Linked DNA regions of Mus musculus: region 1 is linked to region 2. The links are chromatin contacts, found by POLR2A ChIA-PET in ENCODE. All regions are on one chromosome and are shown on one strand. The core of a region is the stretch at or near the end of the contact, and the rest is flanking DNA. Distances in the headings are between cores, read along the strand shown.

The links. ChIA-PET counts read pairs that join two places held with the same protein, here RNA polymerase II (POLR2A).
Region 1: POLR2A ChIA-PET joins it to region 2 with 25 read pairs in Patski. The contact joins the promoter of Dedd here to the promoter of Alyref2 in region 2. POLR2A ChIA-PET finds 5 or more read pairs at or near these places in 4 of 5 experiments (Patski and embryonic stem cell).

The regions. Positions count from the first base shown.
Region 1 is chr1:171,325,191-171,331,979 of GRCm38, reverse strand. Dedd (death effector domain-containing) reads right to left here and starts at 2,835. Exons shown (of 6, transcript NM_001128609.1): 1 at 2,454-2,835; 2 at 695-727. It overlaps Gm20045 (a long non-coding RNA gene), which reads left to right and starts at 4,666. Exons shown (of 2, transcript XR_865726.1): 1 at 4,666-5,086.
Region 2 is chr1:171,502,159-171,508,923 of GRCm38, reverse strand. Alyref2 (Aly/REF export factor 2) reads right to left here and starts at 5,446. Exons shown (of 1, transcript NM_019484.4): 1 at 4,174-5,446. The coding sequence starts at 5,267. The coding sequence ends at 4,611. It overlaps LOC115487699 (a small nuclear RNA gene), which reads left to right and starts at 5,761; the gene lies at 5,761-5,876.

The sequences.
Region 1 (6,789 bases), core at 1,586-4,085, 170 kb after region 2:
AGCTTGAACTTTGAAGCAAAAACTACCTGGGCAATCCTGAAGAGAGCTAAGGGCTCATGAAGCTCTGCCTTGCTGGCGGGACCAGGAAAGTGTAACCAAATATATTTGGAGGGCAGAATTACACAGTATGTTTTCAAAAAATCCCAAGAAGCGGGGCAGTGGTGGCGCACGCCTTTAATCCCAGCACTCGGGAGGCAGAGGCAGGCAGATTTCTGAGTTTGAGGCCAGCCTGATCTACAGAGTGAGTTCCAGGACAGCCAGAGCTACACAGAGAAACCCTGTCTTGAACCCCCCTCCCACCCAAAAAAAAAAGAAACCAAGAACTCTGAACTGCTGGGAGAGACAGTGAACTAGGGAGGGGGAGCCTTCTCACTGAAGTACCTCAGCCTCCGTCACCTTCCTGGAGAAATATCTCATACATAATGTACAAGAGCACAGCTTTCCATATGTTAAATGTTTCACTCAGAGCTGACCAGAAGGGTAGACAAAAACAAACCAAAGCTGGGACCTCGTCCCAGGACACTTAATACCCCCTTTCCCTCTGCCTATCTCTCCAGTTACCTGAGCAACGAACTCAGAGAGCGTGAACTCCTTTGCCCTAGCATCTACCTCCTTAAGCAGGTTCTACCCCAGTGCATCATACCGTTTCCATTCCATCCCATTGTGTGCAAACAAGAAAAAGTTCCAGACTTACCTTTGCAAGAAACTTAAATCCCCAGGGCTCTTCCTAGCACAAGTTTCAAAGCCAGCACAAAAACAAAAACAAAAACAAATAAGGGGGGGGGTAAAAGAGCAAAATTTCAAGCTTTATTTTGAAACTTCAAAGGTCCACAGTTAGTCAAGTGTCAGTGCCAAAAAAAAAAAAAAAAGTCATCTAAGCCTAAAGTCATTTCATTGGCTGAACTATTCCAAATTACAGAGAACTCAAACTGACCAAATCCACAATATCGTATCAGCCCCTCAAAATTTCTAGTCTCAATGGCTCATAGCAAGAAAGGTTCCAAGTCAACACTTCTGGGAATGAACCATCACCCTGATACTGTCTCGCCTTCCTCAATACCTTATTCCGTCTAGTTTCTTACAACATGAGTGGTAGGGGGACTGGAAGGGGGAAAGTTACAGCCAAAGACAGCTCTTCCTTCCCATCAGGTCACTCACGAGGCCAGACTCAAACTTCACCTCTTCCCTCAGCACACAATGAAAACAAAATGACCACTAAAGCAACATCCACTCACGTCTACACTCCGGTAGGAAACGGTGGTTTTGTTTTGTTTTGTTTTTGTTTTTTTTCCTAAATACGCATATTGACACCTCCTCCCCCTCCTACAACTTGAGGGTCAGTAAAGGTAAGCATATTTAATTAGCCTGTTACCTAGAGGCCAGTCTGTCTCTTCTATTTCCTCCTCAGGCTTCCAGAGCCTCCACCTTGGTATATAAGGCTCCAGAAAAGTCTCTTTCCCTATTCTTGTAATGCTAATTGCAAGAAAAGAAAAAAAGAAACCTAGGAAAGAGCTTTACTAATCTCCCTATTTGTAACCAGGAAAAACAAGGAAGCAAGCGGGTGTTTTGGAAAGCAAATCCGGTTGAACCCTCATTCAACCCCAATTCTCCAAACCCACATGACCATTCCTTTCTGCCCTTCCCACCCTATTAAAAGCTAAGCGCCTGGCAATTAAAATTGGCTGCAACTGATACTGCTTAACTCTGCTGCCCTTCCACAGGGGGGAAAGGGAAACCCCCAAACCCTCTATCACCCGTGCAGCTCCACTGCCCTATCTTCCCCCCTTCCTTTCAAACTTTCCTCCGGGTCTCTCACTTTCTACGTTACCCCGGCACATCGCCACTCTCTCCATCCGCCAAGCCCCGCTTCTCTTCTCCTCTTCCACCCCAATTCTCCCCTTAGGCCCTTCCGCTTCCAATTTGAACACTTTGAAAAACCTCCCTCCGGCACACGTCTCAAGTCCAATCCAACCCCCCCCCCCAACCCCCGCCACCTCCCACGTCCTCACCACGGCGCTCACGGGAGTCCAGCCCTCCCTGCAGCCACATGCCACCAGCCCCCGTCCCCTCCACACCCTCAACCTCTCCCTCCGGCTCCTACCCCTTCCCCAGCGCTGGCTCGCAGCCCCGCTCCCCACCTCGGCCTCTTTACTGCCCCTGGCCTGGGCCAGCCTGGGCCCTTGTTTACGCCCCTCCCCAGGCTCGCACTCCTGCGCCCCGACCCCTGCCCTCTCCCACAGTTGCCATCTCCCCTGCACGCCCCCCTCGGCCGCTCCCCTTCCCCCACCTCGCAGCGTCCCGTCACCTCCCTCTCCGGAGGTTCTCCGGGCTGGACGTCGCCACCGCCTCCCCCTTCCACTTTCCTTCCCCAAGCCCTTGGCGGCCCCGCCCGGCCCCGCCCCGTCCCACTCGACTCCCCCTCCCCACGCCGGCCGGCCGCCCCGCCGCCTCACTCTCGGCTCAGCCTCGGCGCCGCCATGTTGGATCCATCCGCGCCGCTCTCCGGGGCCTGCGCCTCACGGAGCCGCATCCGGGCTCCAGCCGCCGCCGCCTCCGCCGCCGCCGCCGCCGCCGCGGGCGTGGGGGAGGGGAGGGCCGGGCGGGGGTGGCTGCATCCTGCACAGCGCCTCCCGGAACCTGGCCGGTTAGTGTCGGCTTCGAGACCATAACGAGGCATGAGCGGAGGAGCCATACTAGGTGAGGGCAGCCTGGCAGCGGCATTAAGCGGGGAGTGGGTAGCTTCACGTCGGCAAGAGAGGCTGGAGACTGGCAGCCATCTTGCTTAGGGGCAAGCTGGCAACGCAGGGTTCTCCTAACGGCGGCGGCGGGGAGGTTCTAAGAAGCGGAGAGAGAACGTATTTGAAGGTGGAAGCCTTGGTGGCGCCCGAGCTGGCTGGTATCGGGCTCGAAGGCCCTCGGGAGAGAGGGGCTGGCAGCCATGATACGTAAGGGCGGAATCGGCCGGGGGTCGGACTGCCCGGTGAACTGAGGTGAAAGGTCACGATCTGGAGTTCACCTTTGCCTTGAACTTCCTGTCACTCTGACGTTCTGAAACCCGAACCTCGCAGCCGCGCTTCTCACCCTCTCTCGGAATTCATCCCTTCAGTGTTTTCCTTTTGAGCTCCCATTTTCCTATGGAAAAGTCGCCTCAGCTGACGGGTGAAGGACGGCTGAGAATTGAATTGGGGGTGGGATGGGCTCGAGTATGTTCTGGAGCTGCCGAGAGCCTGCTGTGGCTAAAGGAAGAGGTAATACAAAGGGCTTTGAGATAGGGAGCTATGACTCAAGACCTTGCAAATTTATTTTATCCTAAGGGCAGTCGAAGAGGCTTTGAAGGGTCTAAACAGAGGTGTGAACAGTTAGTTATATTTGTATTGTAGAGAGATCACAGCTTGCCAGCTCTGGGCATGTTAGTGCCAGCCTGAAGCCTGAGGCAGGAGGATTACTTGAGCCCTGGAGATGGAGACCAATTTGGACTTAATTTAAGCGAAGAAGACCGCAAGGATGTTAGAGCACTGTAGAAGAATGCGTTCTTAGCACGGTTAGGCCTGACGTTCGGTCCCTGGGGAGTGGAGCTGGGTAGGGAGAGAGATCAATTATGAAGCTAAAGAAGAGACAGTGGCGATGTGTAGGTAGGAAGGCATGTGTTGGATAAGGAAATATGAGTGTCCTGACTTGAATAACTGGGTTACGTTATTTTTAGTTTCAAGAGATCTGCGGGATATCTTTTAGGCAAGTATATATGAATTAGTGTGGTTTGAAACCAAGAAAGTTGAAAGTGTGCTTGCGCATGTCTGGATATTCTTGGAGCCATAAGAGAGAAAAATGGCCTAAAGAGGAGGATGTGTGCATTCGAGGAGTGAGATGAGGGAAGGAAGCAGAAAATAGGACAGCGAGGAGGCACAGACAGGAAGCCAGACAGAGAAAAGTATCAAGGAAACTTGTTACAAGTATCAAGAGTAAGCGATTAGGTAAGATGTGGACTAAAATGTGTGGTTCGGAATGTGGAAGAAATGAAGGTCACTAGGTAAACTTGGAGAAAGTTGTTACATAGAGGTATAGGGTAACAACCAGATCCAAGTGGAAAGATACAATGTGTAAAAAGTTTTGTGGCTACTCACACTAAGGTTTGTAATCCCAGTTTTCAAGAAGCGGGAGGATGGGATTTGAGGCAAAACTGGACCTATTTAATGAGCAACAGACCAGCCAGACCCAGTAGTAAAAAGGCAAAAGTAAAAAGCCCTTTTCTCAGTGTTTATTGGGGGGAGGGGGAGAAGTGGGGGAGCTGTCAGTAAGTTGTCGTGTGGAGGAGAATTTAAAAGAAAAAGGAAGGTTTTCACCAGTTTGTAGTAGTGCATACCTTTAATTCCAGAGGCAGAAACAGGCAGATCTCTGAGTCAAGGCCAGCCTGGTCTACAGAGTGAGTTCCAGGACAGCCAGGGCTACACAGAGAAACCCTGCCTCAAACAAGAGGGAAGAAGGAAAGAGGAAAGGAAAAGAATGAATTTGAGGTAACGTGATCCTCCCAGGTGACTGGGCTGTACATTAGCAAGACCTTTGTCAGTAGCTTATCCAAGATAGAATGACTGATAACAAGAAAACTGACATGCAGGCTGGGGGGAAATGCTCAGAGCTACACAGAAAACCTGGTTTAGGGGGCAGAGGGGTTGTTTCTTGTTTTTTAAAAACCGTAATGTTGTAGTGAAAGAGAATACTCATGGCGATTACAGTAGGAGAGACCTTTGTCTCGAAAAAAAAAATCCGTATAGAGGATTTTTGTTGTTGTTGTTGTTGTTTGGTTTGATTTTTTTTTGCTTTTGTTTTTTGAGACAACAACCAGGTCGTGATCCACCTGCCTCAGCCTCCTGAGTTCTGGGATTAAAGGCATGTGCCACTGTGTGTGTGTGTGTGTGTGTGTGTGTGTGTGTGTGTGTGTGTGTGTGTGTGTGTGTGTGTGTTTGTGTGTGTGTATTTCTGTCTTAAGAGGAACTGAAGGGCCGGGTATGGTGGCGCATGCCTTTAATCCCAGCACTTGGGAGGCAGAGGCATGTGGATCTCTGAGTTCAAGGCCAGCCTGGTCTACAGAGTGAGTTCCAGGACAGCCAGGGCTATACAGAGAAACCCTGTCTCGAAAAACCAAAAAAAAAAAAAAAGAGGAACTGAAGGGATGGCTCAGCAGTTGAGAGACTGAATTCTAGAACACTTTGGACATCAGTTCCAGTTTCAGAGGATCTGGCACTCTCCTAAGGGCCCCCGCATACATGTACACATACAAACATGCACATAAATATTTTTAAATCTAAAAGTGATCTAGCTAGGTCACTTCTGATCTCTGAAGGAATCAAACATAGTAGGGAGATCCCTCTGCATCCATGTTCATTTGTTGTAGCACTAGTCACAATATTTATGTTTTGGACTTTGCCTAATGCCCATCAACAGGTGAAGGGCTAACAGGAATGGGATTTTATTCCGTCAAAAAAAATGCAATCCTCTTGTTTGCAGGAAGATGAGTGGCACTGGAGAGTATTGTGTTTTGTAAAAGTCAGATTCAAACAAATATTTGAATATAATGTAGATTTGAATATAAATACGGCATGACGGTAGAACTTTGGTGTACAAGAGAGGAGGAGGAGGGATGAGGAGAAAACGGCCGTGAGCAAAGTACACAGTGTGCTTGTGTGACGATGTCTTGGTAAAACCCATCTTTTTTCTTTTTCAAATGTACTCAGAAACTCTGTAACCTTAACTGTCCTATAATCCGCAGCCTGGCCTTGAACTAAAAAGATCAGCCTGCCTTTGCTTATACAGTGCTGGGATTAAAGCTGTGAGGCACCACAACCAGCAGAAACCCATTAGTTTATATGATGAACGTGGCTCACACACACTCCAGAGCCATAGTCACTCATGTATGCTTCTAGAACTAAGTGTCTCTATCCTTCTCTCCAACAGTAAGTGTACCAGTTTTCAAGAGGGTTTTTCCTCACTGACACTCTTCTGTCCCCATGGGGAAGACTTTGCCTACTCTAGTTGTTTCAATTTTTTAAAATTATTTTTGGTTCATGTATCTAGCAAATATAAAGTGTTTGCCTGCATTTGTGTATGTGTGCCCCATGTGTGCCTGGAGCCTGCAGAGACGAGGTGTTAGATTCCCCGACACTGGAGTTGCAGAAGGTCATGCTGCTACAGTAGTGAAATGACCTTTAACACCTTTAATCCAAGCACTCCAGAGGCAGAGGCAGGCTGAAGCCAGTCAGGGACACTGTGAGACCTTGTCTCAAGGATGCTAGCAGCTGTCAGTAACAAAGATCTAAGGGCTTTAAAGATGACTGTGGACAGAGGTGCTTGCTGCCAAGCCTTAATGACATGAGATTGGTCACCTGAGCCAACAGCTTCAGAAAATTGTCCTCTAATCTCCACATGTATGCCGTGGTACACACATACACATATACATGTACATAGGCATACATCGAAATATAATAAAAAATCAGTAACATAGTGGCTTTTTAATAAGTGTTACAGTTTTCCTCTTACCCAGCTAGCTTCCAAATAACTGAGACTGGACTATTATATTTATTTATCAAGTTTTAATGGTACAACAACTGAGTGGTATTGCTCTATTTTCATCCTCTAAGCTAATCTTGCTGCCTCCCAGCCAAAATCCCAGAAATACTTGTATTTTATGGCTTTCTCTACTCAAGCTGTTTTCTCCTGCTTTCTCTTTGACTCTCTCCCTGCCCCACCCTCTGCCCTGGCTAGGAGGAAGTCCAGTGTGGAGAGAATCTCTTAAAA
Region 2 (6,765 bases), core at 4,197-6,696:
GGATTCCAACCAGTGGAAACCCTATCTCTCTCTCTCTGTCTCTCCTCTTACTCTAGTCTTTCTTCTCTCTCTCCTTTGCCCCTTCCCTCTTCTTGGCCATTGCCCGTCTCCCTTTCTCTTTTTACCTTTTCTCTTTCCCCCTGCCTTTCTACAGTAAAGCTCTAAAACCATAGACTGTCTCTGTTCATCAAGGCCTGCTGTGCTTGAACGATGGGATAGGCTTTCTTCTAATGAGCTGTTTCTAATCTCCAAATGGAAGGCCTTACCTGTGCTCCAGTCAAGGCCCGGTCTAAGGACTCTCCCCTGTGTGGGAACCTCTCTCCCTCTGCCCTCTCTCTCATAACCTAGGGGACAGGGACGAGGGTGTCGCCCCGGGGCCCCTGCCTCAGCATCCTAGAGTGCTAGGATTACAGGTGTGTGCCACTATTGTTAGTCTAAATGCATTCTTATGTAGGATCAATTCAATAATTGATACCACATTTACATATGCATATTGCTTATTATATAAAATCCCTTTAAAGATTTATTTCCTATTCTTCTGTGAATATTTACTGCAGAACTTTGAAAAAAAGAAAGTCAGTGATGCTGAGCACAGTGACAGACACTTGACCAATCCCAGCACTGAGGAATAGGAGACAGCCTGTCAGGAGTTCAAGGTTTTCCTCTGTCTCAAAAGTTCAAATAGTGGCTCACCTGTACTCTCAGCACCGGAGAGAAACCAAGGCCTGCTCCATAACCCACTTGGACTTAGTGATGTCTGGATCAGTTTTATAAAGAAACAAACAAACAACCTCCACTATTCTCCAGCCATGATAACGGTGAGGTAAAGCTGGGTGAGAGAGGATGTAGGACCCAACGACGTTCAACCCCAAGCACTGGAAATAAATAAGCACAGAAGTCCTAGGTTGCTTTTTACTTTCACAAAACTGTAGAGCACATTTCTGTGTTATTAAATAATCCTTAAACACAAGACTTGAGGACCCCACCAGCAGAGGCAAGGATGGCCCCACCTCCCTCATCACACTATGTGGAGGTCTAGCTGTCCAACTTAGCTATGACCCAGGCCCAGATCCAGGACTTTGAGTTGGTCCACCCCATCATCTACTCTATCTATGAGCTGCTGGACCACATTCAGGTGGTGGCCCTGCAGAACCAGAGTGGCAGGATCACTGTGACTCTGGGCACCAGCAGGATGTCTAATAAGAGTCTCAGTGAGGGTCCAGTATTGATATCGTGGCATAAGCTAGAAGCCAGAGGCCTTGAACCAGGCCAATGACTCATTACAATGAACATTTGCATGCCTAGCTGTTTGAACAAAGGGGCGGCGACACACTGTAGCTTCCAAGGCCACAGCTAACGCATATGTGATGGACAGGAGGACCAGATGGAGGAGCAGAGTGGTGTGCGTGTACCCGGTACAACTGGAGATGCAACAGCTGTGACCAGTGTGAGAGAAGACACTGGCTGATGGAGGAACTGGTCACTCTATCCAGAAGGATCTGTAGAGTGGAGTGCAGCAGCCTAAAGCCTGCATGAACTCAGACCCCAGAACAAGCTGCCTAGTCGCAGGAGCGCCCTGCATCTGAACAGCAACAGGATGTTTGAGATGACAAATGGCTTGCACTTCCTTAAAGACATCCGCGGTGTGTTCTTCTCCCAGAGGCCATGCTGGTCCATGGCCCCATGCTTCAGGAGAGGGTCATGCTGATGTATGGAGGATAGACTGCCACAAGAGACCAAGCGGAGGTCCTTGGCATGTGCTGGTGCTGGAGACCCTGTGGGTGTTTGTGGCCTGTGCCGTTGCCAGAAGCCATGTAAAAGGTCAGGATCCACGCTCGTGCTGACTGTAAAGGGCAGGGAAGCTTCTCCTGCAGGGATTATCAATGACTGCAGGCTCGCAACTGAGGAAGATGGACATAGAAGGATTCTGTGACAAAACCTACCTCCACACACTCACCCCAAAGTAACAGCATAAAGAAGGAAGCCATCAAAGAGAACTCTTAAAAGGTGTGAGAGGGATGCTAGTAGCTCTCCACAGTGACTTCCACCAGGCGGTGCAGTGAAGGACTCAGCTTTTCCTTAGGGCGCTGGCCACTGGGAGTTTCACCACACCCCAGTGAGCATATAGAGAACACCAAACACCAAACGGACTTGGTTTCGTTTCATTTTTGTTTTTTTCAAGGTTTTTTTTTTTTTTTTTTTTTTTGGTTGGTTGGTTGGTTGGTTGGTTGGTTGGTTTGGTTTGGTTTTTGGTTTTTTGTTTTTCTTTCTTTTGGGGGAGTCTCAAGAAAGATCCAGCAGACATGGGATGAAGTGGAAACTTAAGGGTTCTTTGGAAAGTCAGCTGTGTCAGACGGTGTTTTGCTGGGGCAAACCTGTGGAGTGTTTTCGTGAAGTGGACACAGGTGAAAGACTAAGACAGGTGAAGGAAGGTTTTGCTGAAGCAGACACAGGAGAGAGGATGTTCTGCTAAAGCAAACACATGGAAGGGCGCGTGATGAAGGACTCTTTGCTAACAACATGCATGTACAGGTCCTCCTTACACTGCATAGCTGAGCTGCATTTATCAGGACGCCATAGAGAGAAACACACTAAAACACTTTTGGTGGTGTGCTGCAGTTTCTTGCTGCTTCTGCAGACTTGGGCTGATTGGCAGTGATGTCACCTGAGACAGATGCGCGTGCTAGGGCAAGACCTGTGGAGGACATGTGACGTTTGGAGGGTTATAAATAGGACTCAACAGACAGTGACAGAGGCTGAGCTTGGCTTGCTTATAGAGGTAGCTGTGCAACACTTGTGGGTCTTTTCTCTGATCTTCGATTCCCTGAGAGAGGCACAGCTGAGAATTTCTGGCATTCCTCCTGATGACTAGAGCTGAGGCTGAGGCCTGGCTGTCTCTGCTAGGTAGGCCACTGCTGCTGATTCCTGTTTGCTATGCTGACTCTACTGAACTGGACTGCTGGTGTGTTACAGTAAATCTCCAACCCAAATATGCCCCGGCTATAATAACACAACTCAGTTAATATGATTGCATGCAGTGCGCCTAGATTGGGCAGATCTACCACTACACTACCATCTTCCTCATCTATGAGACTCCTTAGAACTTGAGGTTTCTCCAGGCCATGTGCTTCTGCTCCATTACTTCTTCTTCTTCCTCCTCCTCCTCTGCATCCTCTTCCTCCTCCATTTTCTCCTTCTTCTCTCTCCCAACCTTCTGCTCCACCTTCCCTTTATCTGCCCAATCAACAGTTCTCCTTTATTTTACAAATTAAGGTGGGAAGCAGGTTCACCTGAGTGCCGAACTCATCAAATATAATTAGCCCCATGGCTATCCACAACCCTGGTGTATCAGTGAAGTATTTGCAAGTAGATCAAACTGTGCTGCTCAATGACCAGTGAACTGAATTGCTGATTTCCAAACAACACAGAGGGGGTTTACTCCAAAGAATCTTTCTAAACAGGTGCACTTCCCCCGTATCCTCTCTTTCCCACCACTTTGGTGGGTGGTGGGCTACAAGGGAGGTTAAAGCGTTTAAGAACTATCATTAAAAATAAGATTTGGGCTGGGCTGTGGTGGCGCACGTCTTTAATCCCAGCACTTGGGAGGCAGAGGCAGGCAGATTTCTAAGTTCGAGGCCAGCCTGGTCTACAAAGTGAGTTCCAGGACAGCCAGGGCTACACAGAGAAACCCTGTCTCGGAAAAAAATAAAATAAAATAATAATAATAAGATTTGGAAAATTAAAGATACAACGGGAGGAGTGGGAAGTGAGCTTGATCATGGTACACAGTGTGAAAGTCCCAAATAATTCACAAAAATATTATGTTAAAAAAAAAGAAAGTTGGTGTTTGTTTTTTGTTTTGTTGTTGTTTGGGGGGGCAGGGTTTTGGGGAGAGGGGCTTGAAACAAGGTTTCTCTGTGGAGCCTGTATATCCTAGAAGCTAGTATTAAAGGCATGAGCCGCCGCCACCACCACCACCCCTGCCTTTGATTTTATTTTAGATTAGTCATATCTCACTAAAACTCCTGTCTCAGCCTTACCAACGCTGAGAGGTCAGGTAGGTACCACCCCTACCAGACAGAAAAGACTTTCCATGTAATTAAACCCACCGCCTTCCTTGCTCATGGTGAGTAGGCATTCTGCCACTGAGCTGCATCAAAGGCAAGGTTTTTTCAATTCTTGTTTTATTCTTACATGATGGAGCTGAGAATGAAACCCACTTCTTCATGCATGCTAGTCAGTCATGTGTTCTGTCCATAAAAGTCATATTGTAATTTGTAATTTTTCTTTTTCTTTTTTAATTTTTCCAGTTCTACACACATTTCTATTTTATTATGACAAAGGTGAAAATGCCACCTTCTCCACAACAGCACCCAGGAAAACTTATCCCAAAAAATAACTCAGTACAAAACAGGTCTGTTTCAGAATTTAAAAAAAAAAAAAAAAAAAAACTTTACATGAGTTTTTAGATCCTATTTTAAAACAGGAAGTAAAAAGAAACAAAAAACCAAATTCACCATTGTCTGCACAGTCCAGTTGCCTACCCTCCCTCTAAGGCATCACAGACGAGGCGTCTGGGTCCCGGTTCTTGTGCGGATTTGTTCGGTTGTTTAGCTGGTGTCCCTCCTTGCATTGTAAGCATCCAGCTGTGCGTCCAACTCCTCTGCAGAAAGCTGCTGCTGCTTTGAGTTCCTGCCAGTGCCTCTACCCCTTCCCTGGCTGCCGCGGCCACCAAAGCCTCCAGAGCCACGGCTCCTTGTCATGCCGCCTCTGTTTCCGCTTTGTGCAGGTCTTCGCTGTGGATCGATCTGTGACGTGACAAGCTGGATGTCCATAGGGCGGCCATCCAAAGGGACGCCCTTGTACTGCTTCATAGCCTTCAGGGCATCTGCCCTCCGTTCAAAGTGTACATCCGCCGTCCCTAAACTTCGTCCAGAGCGATCGTAGTCCACAGCGGCTTTTTTCAACGTTCCAAATTCAGCAAAGAGTTCCTGAATGTCAGCATCTGACACCCCGAAGTCCAGGTTTGACACGAGCAGCTTGGCACCGGTCTCCACGCCTTCCCCACCCCCGCAGCCGCTGTCGAATAGGTCGTGCTGCCACTTGTCCGGAAGTGGTTTCGGTCTACTGTACGGTGCCGGCCGGTTCCTGCCGCCGCGGGCGATGGCGGGCCGGTTCCTCCTAGGCCCGCCGCCTCGATTCACCCGGCGCTGGTTACGGTTCAGCTTAATGATGTCGTCCAAAGACATGTCCATCTTGTCGGCCATGGCGGGCGCGGATCCGGGCCTGACTGGCCCGGCCCTCGCGGTGCAGACCAGAAAGTACTCAAATTCAATGATTCCCCCGCCTTGACTCCGCCTCTCCGACCGGTGCTGGAATCACAAGCGCACCAAAATCACACTTGGAAATTGGAAGTCTGTGCGCTTGTGAATCTGGCTTTCGCTCTGACCCCTGGTGGCCGCCCAGCGCCTAGAGACATCTGGGACAAATTCGAGGCACTTCCGGAAACCGAGCGGGCCACGCGGCTTCTCCGCGATATTTGCATACCCACAATGCAGTGCACACAGATGGTTGTATAATTTAAAAGGGTAGCGTGTTGTTTTCGTTGTTCTGTTTTATTCCTTTTATTCCTTAATGTGATAGAACCTTCAAAGATTTATCTGATATAATAAAGTAGTCAGTGTCTTTAGGAGTAAATAGTCACCATTAGTTGTCTAGGAAATACAGTCGGCCGAGAACTGTACACTAGGACAGCTGGGTATACTCTGGTTTCTCTTCAGATCGTATAAATCTTTCGCCTTTTACTAAAGATTTCCGTGGAGAGGAACAATTCTGAGTCTTACACTAATTTTTTGAGGCCTTGCTTTAGCAAGGCTATTAATAATGTTTAAAGTTAGAATTAACAGTCTTTATTGTGTGCTCTATGTATTTTTTTGTCTTCAGTGTTAACCAAAGTTAGAATTAACAGTCTTTATTGTGTGCTCTATGTATTTTCTTGTCTTCAGTGTTAACCACTGTAAGGTAAAAATGGCTTGAGCTTAGGCTAAAGAGACAGCTCATTGGTTAAAAGGGCTCAGTCGCATGGCGTTGTGTCTCATAACCGATAAAGTAAATAAGCCTTTAAAAGCAAATACTAAGTTTTTGTGGGAAGTCTGTAGACATGTTATTTATTAAGCTGTTTTTTATCTAGCTGCGTTATGTTGTGGTCTCAGTGAACATATGTATAAACCATTATTTTTAATATTTTATTTAAGTGCAAGGTGGTTATGGACTTAAGGCACGTACAATTTTCTAGCAAGATGGCTAACCCAGCTCTGTAGCTGAGGAAGAACTAGCGCCCCCTTCTGACTTCCATCAGTGCCAAGCAACGCTCAGATACGCAGGCAAAATATTCATACAAATAAAGGCAGATACATTCTAAAAAATAAATGCAGCCACTCGAGCAGAAGGGACAGGTTACCCTCAGAGCTGTGGGAGGGGCTAGACTATGATGCAATTCCCCATCTCCCCCCAGTCCCTCCCCCCCCAAAAAAATGAAAACTACTCTCCCACCCAAGACCTTTCCCTTAAGGACAGAGACTGTCCCTTTGAAATACCTCAGTCTCCTTATAGCTAAAATACCTCAGTAATAAGAACAGGTAACAAGGGGGCTGGAGAGATGGCTCAGTGGTTAAGAGCACCGACTGCTCTTCCGAAGGTCCGAAGTTCAAATCAGCAACCACATGGTGGCTCACAACCATCCGTAATGAGATCTGACTCCCTCTT